Regions from separate parts of the Homo sapiens genome. Here regions 1, 3 and 4 are each linked to region 2. The links are chromatin contacts, found by Hi-C or POLR2A ChIA-PET in ENCODE. All regions are on one chromosome and are shown on one strand. The core of a region is the stretch at or near the end of the contact, and the rest is flanking DNA. Distances in the headings are between cores, read along the strand shown.

What was found. Hi-C counts contacts between places; a loop is a spot of excess contacts on that map. ChIA-PET counts read pairs that join two places held with the same protein, here RNA polymerase II (POLR2A). Pooled maps may share reads with other maps.
Region 1: a loop to region 2 is called in a map of PC-9, with 6 times the contacts of the local background. The contact joins the enhancer-like site here to the promoter of LINC01972 in region 2. A Hi-C loop is called at or near these places in 8 of 168 maps with a recorded cell type or tissue (PC-3, PC-9, cardiac septum and 4 more) and 3 of 50 pooled maps. POLR2A ChIA-PET finds 5 or more read pairs at or near these places in 3 of 52 experiments (A549, MCF 10A and PC-9).
Region 3: a loop to region 2 is called in a map of CD8-positive, alpha-beta T cell, with 21 times the contacts of the local background. The contact joins the promoter of LSG1 here to the promoter of LINC01972 in region 2. A Hi-C loop is called at or near these places in 37 of 168 maps with a recorded cell type or tissue (B cell, CD4-positive, alpha-beta T cell, CD4-positive, alpha-beta memory T cell and 22 more), 26 of 37 single-sample maps with no recorded cell type and 41 of 50 pooled maps. POLR2A ChIA-PET finds 5 or more read pairs at or near these places in 27 of 52 experiments (A549, AG04449, B cell and 23 more).
Region 4: a map of PC-9 shows a loop between it and region 2 (2.1-fold over the local background). The contact joins the enhancer-like site here to the promoter of LINC01972 in region 2. A Hi-C loop is called at or near these places in 2 of 168 maps with a recorded cell type or tissue (PC-9 and endothelial cell of umbilical vein) and 1 of 50 pooled maps. POLR2A ChIA-PET finds 5 or more read pairs at or near these places in 4 of 52 experiments (H1, OCI-LY7, Panc1 and 1 more).

The regions. Positions count from the first base shown.
Region 1 is chr3:194,870,235-194,872,934 of GRCh38, reverse strand. No RefSeq gene overlaps it. Among named protein-coding and RNA genes, the nearest start is that of LINC01972, 100 kb to the right of the region's middle. Within about 2 kb of position 1,279, at least 29 of the 41 ENCODE cell types and tissues checked have a DNase peak (open chromatin) inside an H3K27ac peak, as active enhancers do; they include PC-3, PC-9, heart left ventricle and 2 more, where a contact is called at or near this core.
Region 2 is chr3:194,767,299-194,770,233 of GRCh38, reverse strand. LINC01972 (long intergenic non-protein coding RNA 1972) reads left to right here and starts at 1,525. Exons shown (of 3, transcript NR_146990.1): 1 at 1,525-1,598; 2 at 1,717-1,819. All of the region lies in intron 3 of LINC01968 (long intergenic non-protein coding RNA 1968), which reads right to left. All of the region lies in intron 2 of LOC105374292 (a long non-coding RNA gene), which reads right to left. RefSeq lists enhancers at 525-624, 740-1,034 and a silencer at 795-894.
Region 3 is chr3:194,670,644-194,673,646 of GRCh38, reverse strand. LSG1 (large 60S subunit nuclear export GTPase 1) reads left to right here and starts at 1,456. Exons shown (of 14, transcript NM_018385.3): 1 at 1,456-1,583. The coding sequence starts at 1,485.
Region 4 is chr3:194,839,850-194,842,549 of GRCh38, reverse strand. No RefSeq gene overlaps it. Among named protein-coding and RNA genes, the nearest start is that of LINC01972, 72 kb to the right of the region's middle. RefSeq lists an enhancer at 1,123-2,322. Within about 2 kb of position 1,414, at least 3 of the 41 ENCODE cell types and tissues checked have a DNase peak (open chromatin) inside an H3K27ac peak, as active enhancers do; they include PC-9 and endothelial cell of umbilical vein, where a contact is called at or near this core.

The DNA of each region.
Region 1 (2,700 bases), core at 30-2,529, 100 kb before region 2:
TCCTTGGATTTACTGAGGAATTACTCCTTGTTAAATTAAATACACTAACAGCCCTTTTTAGTTTGGTTTATTCATGTTTACCAGAAAACTAATCATACAGGAATGTGGCAAGAGCCCAGAGGGATTCTCTTTTTGTGTCTGTGGAATGGGAACCTCACCGGGCTGTTTCAGGGATCAAATTACACGTGGCCTGTGATTGTCAGAGGTAAAAGACAGAGCAGATTTAAGGGTTGCTGCTGCTTCCCTACTGGAAGGTGAGTGCCTGCCCTCTCTTCTCTCTCAGCTTCCCCTTCCCTCTTCCCACAGGACTCCAGCAGAAGAGGCAGGGAGCCTGGTATCAGAGTCCATGGCACGGGTGCGCGGGGCCAGGATTATTGGGGAGAACATTCTGGGGTACCTCTTCTTTCTCTGCCCGAGTCATCACCAAGGACAGTCAGGCATGGCTTGAGAAAGTAGAGCCCACTCTGGGCCCCACACCCTCTCCATCTTGCTCCATCCTTCCTTTCCCTTGTTCACAGCTTGCTCCCGCTGTCTCCCGTTTCTGTCTGTCAAGCTCAGAGTGGTGATGCAGAGCACAGGGCCTGGACAATGAGAGCCCTGTGTCCTCGCTCTCTGCCGCTCCCTCCTTCCCTGCCTGCCTTCCTCCCTCCTACACACAGTCATCCCACGTAATGGACACCCACTCCCTGCCAGGTGCCAGATGGGTGCCAGTGACATGCTGATGTCCTGGACAGATGTGATTCCACCCCCACACAGTTCAATCACCCGATATGAGCTGTGTGACCTTGGGTGAGTCCGTGGCTCTCTGTGTCTGCTTCCTTCTTTCCAGGCCTTTCTCTGACACTGAGGCCTTCTCTGGTCTGTGATTTGTGGTTAAGCCAACGCCTAAATGCCACAGAGGCGAGGCTGCAATTCTAGCTGCAGCCCAAGGACAATCAGATTCAATGCCTGTTCCTCCCACGTGACTGTAAAACACCACTTCCCCAAGCCTAATTTATTCATTTTCTATTTTAAAAACCATAACCAAAATCAAGCCCCAAATATTTGCCTAATGGCCATGTCATTGACTGGCCAAAGCATTGAGCTGCCCACCAGTCAGCAGCGGAACCGGCTCCTCCCTCACTGTGGAAACCAGCCCCACAGCAAAGTCTGACCTGCCCAGGCCCTGCCGGCCCCGCCCGGGACTAGAACAGTGAGTGGGGTGGCCCAGGGTTTCTCCCCGGGGCAGTGTCCTCAGCAGGAGCCCGGCGCTAAGCTGTCTGTCTTAGCAGAGTGAGACTGCCTTCTGCAGACGGCGTGCTCACACAGGCAGCCTCCCTGGCAGCATCCTGGCTGGCCTCCTGTGAGTCAGAACAACTGTGATCACTCCAGGAGGCCCATCTGGAACGGCTTAGGTGCTGGGAGGGGTCTTCTGGGCTGGTCTTGAACCTGTGTTTGCATAGCAAACACACTGCTTTCATTTATATTGTATGTTATAAATCAATACAAATAGCAATCTTCCATAAAATGCAGGTATTCATACTTTACACAAGAATGTGAGAACAGAGTGTCCCCATGGAAGATGATTACGCTGACACTGTGTTGGGTGCCTTGGGGTGGAGATTTGGGCAGTAATTCTAAAGGTCTCCCTCCTGAATGAGCCATCAGAAGCAGCCCCTGGGAGGGACCCTGTGTGGCACCACTCTGAGCTTTAGTTTCTTTATCTGGAAAACTGCAATCAAAGTCCCTGTTTGCACACAACTTTTTAGAATCAAATCAAACAAGCGAACAGGTATAAAGCTTTTCATGAGGTGTGAAGTTCTCATACACGAGGAGAGTGTCTTTGTTGTTTTTATTGCAATCTGGTTACCCAAAGGGAACCAACACGGTAAAGCAGGTTTGCCACAAATTCCTCTTGGAAGCTTCTTCCAGTTTCTCCCATTCCCCACCCTCTCCTGCGGAGTCTGAGGATGGTACCTGGCAGCCTGTGTGAGTTGACTCAGCAGCACACGCCCGCTCAGTTCATGACCTCAGATGTCCCTCAGAATCTGCTGCGCTAAATCCAGTTTGTTCCAACTCCTCTTTGGACAAGAATGTGAGTTTGCACTTGTGCCATGAATTAGGTGATAAAAGGGGGCTGGGCAGGACTGAGTCTTAGTATAGCTCTGGGCTATGATTCTGGCCACAGAGTTCAAGCTTCATTGTTCCCAGGAACCTAGGGGCTCAGGACTTCAGAAATCCTCAGCAATGGCTGCAGTGTCTGCAGTGACAGCCAGTGCACGTCCCTCGCCTGCAGCAACATGAAACACACACAGGCCTCGGCCTCCTCAGTCCTGTTCCTGATGCCCGGCTTACCTACCTGAGACCCGGTCCAGGAGTGTCTAAGGACACCCAGTGCTTCTGGGCTGGGCTGGGGCCTAGAGCGACTCCAGTCACCCCTTTCATTTTATAGGTGGAAACCAGATGCCCAGAATGAGAAGGGACTCACCTGGGTCACGGATGAGTTTGTGGTTGTGAGAATATTAACTGCCAGGCTCAGCTGGGTTAAATGGTGTCCTCGGAATTACCCGGTACCTGTGAATGTAGCCTTATTTGGACATAGGGTCTTTGCAGATGTCATTAACAAGTCAAGGTCGTACTGGATTACTGTAGGCTCTGAATTTAATGACTGGTGTCCTTGTAAGAAGGCCACGTGAAGACAGACACACTGAAGGTAGAAGG
Region 2 (2,935 bases), core at 276-2,775:
AGGCTGAGGCAGGAGAATGGTGTGAACCCGGGAGGCAGAGGTTGCAGTGAGCCAAGATTGCACCACTTCACTCCAGCCTGGGCAACAGAGTAAGACTCTGTCTCAAAAAAAAAAAAAAAGAAAGAAAGAATGGTGTTGGCTCTCGTTCTCATTCCTTGATTTATTTCCTTTCTGCTTTGCATGAGGTGGTGTCTGTGACCCATGTACTCATAGCAAGTCTTTGAACCCATCAACATTAGAAATTAGAAAATACCTCTCAAAAAGCAGCATTGATTCTGTTGCCTAAATATATTCTTATTGCAAAAATAAAAATGTAAATGATGTCATTTGAAGCAGTGCATGGTTATTGCTCTTATAATACAATAGTAAGTCTTATTTGCATAAAGAGATATCTACAGTCCTATAAAAGTAAGAATGAATACCTAAATCCAAACTGCTCCTTCAAGTTACCTGGAACTGTGATATTTGCATACACCGAACCATCTACTCTTGTTCTGAAGAGGAGAGAATGAAAACTAAAGGAAACAAAGAATCAAAGAAGCCTTGAACCCACGGTGAGTGGAACCCTGAAGTGATCGGAGGACAGACTGGCATGTGGCAACCTTATTCTGTTCCTTCAAAGCAGCTACTGAATGTTGCGGTGAGCCCGGGAAGAGGACTGTCCTGCCTGCAGTCCTACAGAGGGAAGAGCTGTGCTTAATAAGTTAAAAAGCTGGGGCTTCTACCAAGCCACAGAAGAAGCCGGAGACAGTGTGTGCACATCTGCAAGCAAACAGACGCGTGTCTAACCCGGGGCGGCCGCGCTTCCCCTGCTTAGAAATCCATCATCTACAAGGGGTGGGGCCTGAGGAGCGCAACTCTCACTTGTTACTTTAGAAATCAATCATCTACAAGGGGTGGGGCCTGAGGAGAGCGGGCTTCCCCTGCTTAGAAATCAATCATCCAGAAGGGGTGGGGCCTGAGGAGCTTGGCTCTCACTTGTTACTTTAGAAATCAATCATCTACAAGGGGTGGGACCTGAGGAGGGCGGGCTTCCCCTACTTAGAAATCAATCACCCACAGGGGGTGGGGCCTGAGGAGCGCGGCTCTCACATGTTACTTGAGTTTTACCCAGCAGGTGGGAAGTCCAGAAGGCTGACTCGGTCTCTAAAATGCAGCAGAACCTGTGGCGACCACAGCCACCCAACAGCAAAAGAGGCAGCAGAGGCTGGGTGAGCACAGGACTGAGAATTCATGGAGAAAGTTCTTGAATTTAAGGGAGAGGTGAGACCATTTAATTGGCCAAAAAGGCCCAACTCTAAGAGCCGACCTGCAAGAAGCCAGCCCGGCAGCTTCTCCCATCACCACTCCCAGCTGCAGGTGGGCTGCCTGCTGTCCTTACCTCCCAGACAAGGGGGATCATGTCCTCCTTGGGGTCACCGTGGACCAGTGCGCACTTCTGTGGCCTGTTTTGCTCGCTGCACTTACCTACTGTGACACCACTGTTGCCGACACAGCCACCTCCGTGCGGGGGGTCCCTGGGGCAGACGCCCTGCTATCCTCATCTTAGGATACCCAGTTCCCAACACAGTGCCTGCTGCAAATTATCAGTAATAACAGTAAGTCTTTGTCACGTAATGAGTTACCTTTCAGTCTCTCTGCAGTCTCTTTCCTCCCAATGCCCCTTGGCTGCTCCCGAAGCCCTGACTCCTGACCTCCTGCCCCTTCTGTCTCCAGGGCCATTAACTCCCCTGCTGGTCCCTATCCATGGAGCCCATTGACAGATGAGTTTGATTCTGGACCTAAGAAGGACAGTTAACAGACACAGATATCTTTTAAGGTGAGGAGTGGGTATCGGATACCTGAAAGAGAAAAAGCCTACCAAAACCAACCTTATCTTCCTACCAATCTACCCACTAAGAGAGAGAAACCAGAATATTTTTGCCGGAGAATTATAATAGAGACTCACATCTACCCTCCTTCCTTCACTCAAAAGCCCTGCCCATCCCTCAGCACACATCTCAAAGAGGAACTGCCCCATGAAGCATTCCTGATCCCCAGCCAGGTGTGATGGTCTGTCCTGCGAGCCCCCCACAAGGTACCTTTTCTATGGCACTCACAATTTACTGCCTTCTACTGGATTATCAGTGACCAGACTACAGGTCCTGGTGGGCAGGGGCTGGGTCTGATTCACTGTGGTCCCACCTCACCCCAGCTCTACTCCCACCCCAGGCCCTGCCCAAGACGGGAGGTAAGCTGACTACATTGGTTTGAATAGGGTAAAAGGAAGGACAGCCAAGAGCATAATGCGGCTCAGATGAATTTCAGTTTAACTTTCCCAGAAGTTAAACTTCCCACTCATCAAGGTTCAATGCCTTCTCCTCCCAAAAGCTTTTCTAACCTTTCGTCAGAACCCATGACTCTTTCCTTTGGTTTCCGCAATCAGAGTACAACTGTTGGAAAAATCCTTTAGGTTTTGCCCTTCACCCTCTTAAGAGTGAAAGTCTTCATTGACAACTGGGCAGAATGGTGTTGGCTCTGAGCCAGCCTCTGAGTTCTGAGGCTGAGGGAGGTGCTATCCACCTGGCCCAGGACCTCCCGTCCTGGGCTCTTGGCAAGGCAGCTGACTCTCCCTGTCCTCTCCTAGCCCTACCACAACATTCCTGGGCATATCATCCCACTCACAAGGAGGATTCTTCTAGTGTTTATGAAGGCAGGGTTGGGCAAGACCCGAGAAGTGAGGAGCTAACAGACGGCTCTCCCCCAAGGCTGGTGTCCCCTCCTGCAGCATGGCTGCCAACTAGCCCCCCAGCCTCGGCTGCAACAACCCCACCCATGGGGAGCTAACAGCACTGCTCTTAGACAGCGGCGTCCGTGGGGCACTTTGCTTAGACCCACATCCTCCCTCCCAGCCCAGTTCCACCTCTTTGGGCTGCACAGAATGAATCTGCTTCCT
Region 3 (3,003 bases), core at 207-2,706, 97 kb after region 2:
ATCCTATTTATTTCTTTTTGGCTGTTGTTTTAATTGACAACTAAAAATTGTTTATTACTTACGTTGTACCGCATAATGTTTTGATATATGTGTACATTGTGGAATGGCTAAATCAAGCTATGCTAGGTAATATATGCATTACCTCGATCCTATGATTTAAAAATACATGTTTGGCCAGGCGCAGTGGCTCATACCTGTAATCCTAGCACTTTGGGAGGCCGAGGCGGGCGATCACCTGAGGTCAGGAGTTCGAGACCAGCCTGGCCAAAATAGTCAAACCCTGTCTCTACTAAAAATACAAAAATTAGCTGGGTGCGGTGGCACGTGTCTGTAATTCCCGCTACTCGGGAGGCTAAGGCAGGAGAATCACTTGAACCCGGGAAGCAGAGGTTGCAGTGAGCCGAGATCATGCCTTTGCACTCCACCTGGGGGACAGCGAGACTCTGTCTCAAAAGATAAAAATAAATAAATAATACATGTTAACAACCCTCATTCCCCACTCTCCCCAGGGGTGTACAGGCTAGTGACAAGACTTGGGTTTATTCCTGACACTGCACGCACTCAATCTACGACTTGCTCAAGCTGCTTCCTCTCTCCAAGCATCAAAACAAAGAGATGGTTCTCTGGATCAATGAGAATGTAGTTCACCAGCCACTCTAAGCTGACTTTCTATTATTCCCATTATAGGGAAATCAAACATTCAAGTGAGGAACAAAAGCCCAGGCCTCTAGGAGTGGAGCTGGCTCACTGTTTTCACTTTCATTTTAATTATTTTTAAAAAGGGTAATGAAAATATAATTAGAACTGTTTAAACATTTTTTTTTTCTTTGAAATAAAGCGTAAGTCACTTCCTGTTGGCTTTTCCTACAACCTTGCCAAGCTCTGGAAATACTATTCAGCCTCTCATTCCAAATTCACATCCAGGCGAAGACTTTTCTCCCCAGTTCGCAGCTGGGGTCGGCTAGATAAACAAAAAGTTAGTTGCTGTGCTGGACCTCGGAGAGACCACACCTCGGGACGCCAGCAGAAAACCAGCGCTGGGAAACGCCCCCGTCCCAGCGCCACCGAAACACTCTTCCTCCGAGTCTCCGCGTCCTCCTGACGGAAGCAGCGGAAGGCGGAGCTAGTGCCGCGAATAGGAACCGCCATGTTTCCGACGTGCTCTAGTTTCTCGCCGGACGCTAAAGACCGACGCACAAATTAAGAATGGACCATTCTTTTAACTCAGTCATTTATCCAAACTCGAGACATTCGCCAGGAAATCTATCGAAAATTTCCCAGAACCATTTTTTCACTTATATTCTATAATACTGGTAAAATCGAGACGTAAAAGGAGAACTTGAGAACAAGTCATTCTGCTTTCCCCTCTCAAGTTTGAGCCTGAACTACTTGGGCTCGCTTATCGTCACTTCCGGGGATCGAACTGTGAATCCCGGAAACTGCACGCGCCGAGCCGGGAAGCTTCGTCCAGCGGTCGTGTTGCCATGGGCCGGAGGAGAGCCCCGGCCGGTGGGTCGCTGGGACGGGCCCTTATGCGCCATCAGACTCAGCGGAGCCGAAGCCATCGTCACACTGACTCCTGGGTAAGACAGACCATGTCATCTTTCTTATCTTTTCTGTCTAGCCTGAGTGCTGCAAAATTCGGGGTCAAAAGTCAGATAAGTTTTGCAGGAGGGACGCCTCAGCCGGGTTTTGAAGGATGAGTTGGAGTTTCTGCCAAGCTGAGTAGCAGGCCCTCCTCCTGGCAAGGCCCAGAACACAAAGGTAGGAGAAGCTTGAAAGAAGAGTTAGTGTGGTGATGAGGCGTGGAGTGAGAATCTGAAGAGTCTTCAATGCCAGGTCTTGAGTACGTTTGGGTTTTGCCCTAGAAGCCACTGAAGTGCTTGGAACTTCCAGAGCAGGAAAAAGACAAAACGTATTTTTGTATTGATTTGTTCAAAGAATGGATCCTCCAGAAGCGGTTGGTTACTGCCAGAAATATAAAATAATTCAGATCCTTGCCTCATCCTTGCGAAGCACCCCCTAGTGGTTTAGCTCAAAGATAAATCATTGATTTTTCAGGTGTGACAAGACCTAATATTTTACTAGGTTATAGAAGGATCTTTAAAAAAATGAATGAAGTGATTTGGCTTGTGTTCATCATTCTAGTCGTTATTTTCACCATTCATTCCCCCGGGAATGAATGAGAACATGTTGAGTGCTAAGATCGTGTGCTAAATTTAGTTAAATATGTCCCTGGAGCTAAGTAAGCGTGTGCCACTGTCACACCAGCTGACTTTCATCCATATAGTCTGCAGAGTAAACAGCATGGAGTGCTTATCAGTATTCATCAGGTCAGAGTTACTCTGGACATTAGATTACTGGTAATTTTTATTAGCTTTGAAGCAACTTGTTACTAATGAAGCCTTTTAGGAAACTGTGGGAAGATTGAACATGAATGGTAAAGAATTGGATCCTAATTCCTTATTTTTGCTGATTCTATGCCCACTTAAACTTTTGGCCCTTAATATTTATTTAGGAAATTCATTCATCATTCAGTTATTCATTTTTAGAGACAGGGTCACACTCTGTCACCCAGGCTAGAGTGCCAGTGGTGTGATCATAACTCACCAATTCACTACAGTCTCAAACTTCTGGGCACAAATAATCCCCCTGCCTCAGTCTCTTGAGTAGCTGGCATTACAGGTGCACACCATCAGGCCTGGTTGTTTGGTTTTGTTTGTTTGTTTTGGAGAGACAGGGTCTTGCTGTGTTGCCCAAGCTGATCACAAACTCCTGGCCTCAAGCAATCCTCCTGCCTTAGCCTCTTGAGGAGCTGGGGTTACAGGCACAAACCACCACGCCTGGCAATTTTTTTTTATTTGTATCTATACTAAGTATATAGCTTAGGGTGATGGTTATCAAACTCTGGGTTGTGTCTGGAAGTCAATTTAGTGGTCTGCAGCTAGCTGTTTTGTTTTGTTTTTATTTTTTCCCCAGCAAGATAGAGAAATATCAGAATGT
Region 4 (2,700 bases), core at 165-2,664, 72 kb before region 2:
CTCTTTGCTTCTACTGCAATAGGTGTTCCTTGGCTGAATCCCTTCATTCCCCCATGAACTGCTGTCCCCCCGGTATGTGGCTTTTCCTCCGCTACACTCAAAGCAGCTGGAGGGCATGGTCATGCATTATGGTCCCTCCATGGCCCACCTTGCCTGGGACACGTGCTCAGGAATGTTGTCCAATTCCAAATTATGATGAGCTAAGATTTGGCAACACATTCTGAAATGTTTTCTTTGGAACCCAAAATTAAAACTTTCACTTCTGATGAAGTTGCCTCAAATCCTTTCTGGAATAAAGCAAGCTATCAAAAAAATGAATAGAGGAGAGTGAAAATACATAAAAATGAATAAATAAGGACATGAAAAATATTTGGTGAAACCCACTATATCTCACCTATTCGTTTATTTGATCATTTGTTCACCAATCCATCCTGTCATCCAACTAACCATCCTTCATTTAACAAATATGGATGTGCCTGGGGCTGGGCTCAGAGTGATAAATGAGACAAATAGTCCTTGCACTCATGGGCTAATGTTCTAATGGGAAACAGACATTCGACAAAGAATTTCAAGTGTAACTGGGAATGAAAAGGGTGGTGTGGAGGTGCCCCCAAGACAGACGATGGTACTTGCTCATTCATTCACTCACCACTCACTCACCCACTCATTCATTCCCGGGTCCTCACACAAAGCCTGGATTCGCAGCACCACTCAATGTTTATTGAAGGAATGGATGAGGCCTGCTGTCTGCACAGTGTGTCATTAACAAAGGAGAATTTACCTGGAAGGTTGACTTGGGGAGCCCCAAATTTAAACTTACTTGATTTTTTAAAGCTTCTGGTTTTCTCACATCTCTGCAGGAAGGAGCATGGGCATGTATAATGTCAGAATTAAGACCTAATGATGAGACACCAGAGGTGTGAGTGCCCTACCGCACAGTAGCAGGGTTACCACAGGGCTTAGCCAAAGGCAGTTTAACTTACAATAACAAAGAACCGACATTTCCATCACCCACTTCCCTGAGGAAGAAAAAAGATCAAAGATATCGCAGTGCCATCGTTTAAACAGTAAAACAGAATTCACCTTGTGCAGCAAATGCCCCATGGCTCCTACATTACCAGTGTTCTGTGTTTCCTCGGTGATAGGCCTCTGTAACAAGCCTCTGTAGGGTCTCTTCTAACCCGTGAGTCCCAGCAACTTTAGCCAGAGCCAAGAGAGCCCTGAGGGATACTTGCCTGTTTGATTTCACGAAAGGACTGGCTTTTGCCTTTTCTGGCTAAACATGAGATGGAGAGAGACAGTGAGGGCGGGCTTTAGGATGTCACTGTGCCTTTGGCCGGAGCTCATTCTGCTGCCAGGATGAGTCACCTCGAAGATAAGAGTCGCAGTCATTCGTGAGCTGGGTGTTACCACACTTGGCAGAACTTGGATTCTATTGTGTCTGGAATTGGTGGGTTCTTGTTCTTTCTGACTTCAAGAATGAAGCCACAGACCCTCGAGGTGAGTGTTACAGTTCTTAAAGATGGTGTGTCCGGAGTTTCTTCCTTCTGGTGGGTTCGTGGTCTTGCTGACTTGAGGAGTGAAGCCGCAGACCTTCACAGTCAATGTTACAGCTCTTAAAGGTAGTGTGGACCCAAAGCGTGAACAGCAGCAAGATTTACTGCCAAGAGCAAAAGAACACAGCTTACTGAGCCTGGAAAGGGACCCGACTGGATTCCCGATGCCGGCTCGGGTGGCCTGCGTTTATTCCCTTATTTGGCCCCACCCACATCCTGCTAATTGGTCCATTTTACAGAGAGCTGATTGGTCCATTTTACAGAGAGCTGATTGGTCCATTTTACAGAGCGCTGATTGGTGTGTTTTTACAGAGTGCTGATTGGTGTATTTACAATCTTTAGCTAGACAGAAAAGTTCTCTAGGTCCCCACCTGATTAGCTAGACACAGAGTGCCGATTGGTGCGTTTTTACAGAGTGCTGATTGGTGTGTTTACAAACCTTTAGCTAGACACAGAGCGCTGATTGGTGCATTTACAATCCCTTAGCTAGACAGAAAAGTTCTCCAAGTCCTCACCTGACCCAGAAGCCCAGCCGGCTTCACCTCTCACTATGGCGGGAGCGATAAGCTGTCACTCCCCATTCCTGCTTAGGTCTGGATCTGTAAAAGCATCAGCAGGTCCAGACAGCTGAGGTTCTGTGAAAGGGTCCTATGTGCTTCTCCTGCTTTCCAGCTTAAGAACTAACGGGTGTCCAAGTGCTGAAGAAAGGACCCAGGGAAGCGAATGGGAGACCTGCTTCTAGTCCCAGACCTGCTACTGATGCTCTGTGTGGCTTTGGACAAGCTGCTTTTCCCTCTGGGCTCCACTTTCCTTGTCTGTAAAATGCTCATAGTCAGTCTAGTCCAGAAGCTCTAACTTTTGGGCCCTAGTCTACCAGAAATCCTCAAAGATAGCAATGGTTTCTGTGATTCCAAATAGCCTGATGAAAATGTACATTTCACAACGAAGGGGCTGAGTTGACTAAAGAGCCCAACTCCATTGCTTTTGACTAGCATTGTGTAGATGTCATAAATTGGGACTCTCGTGTTCATTAGAAACCCCTATCAACAGCCGTATATTTCTTTTTTCCTTTTTCTTTTTTCTTTTTTTGAGACTGAGTCTCGCTGTGTCACCCAGGCTGGAGTGCAGTGGCGCGATCTCTGCT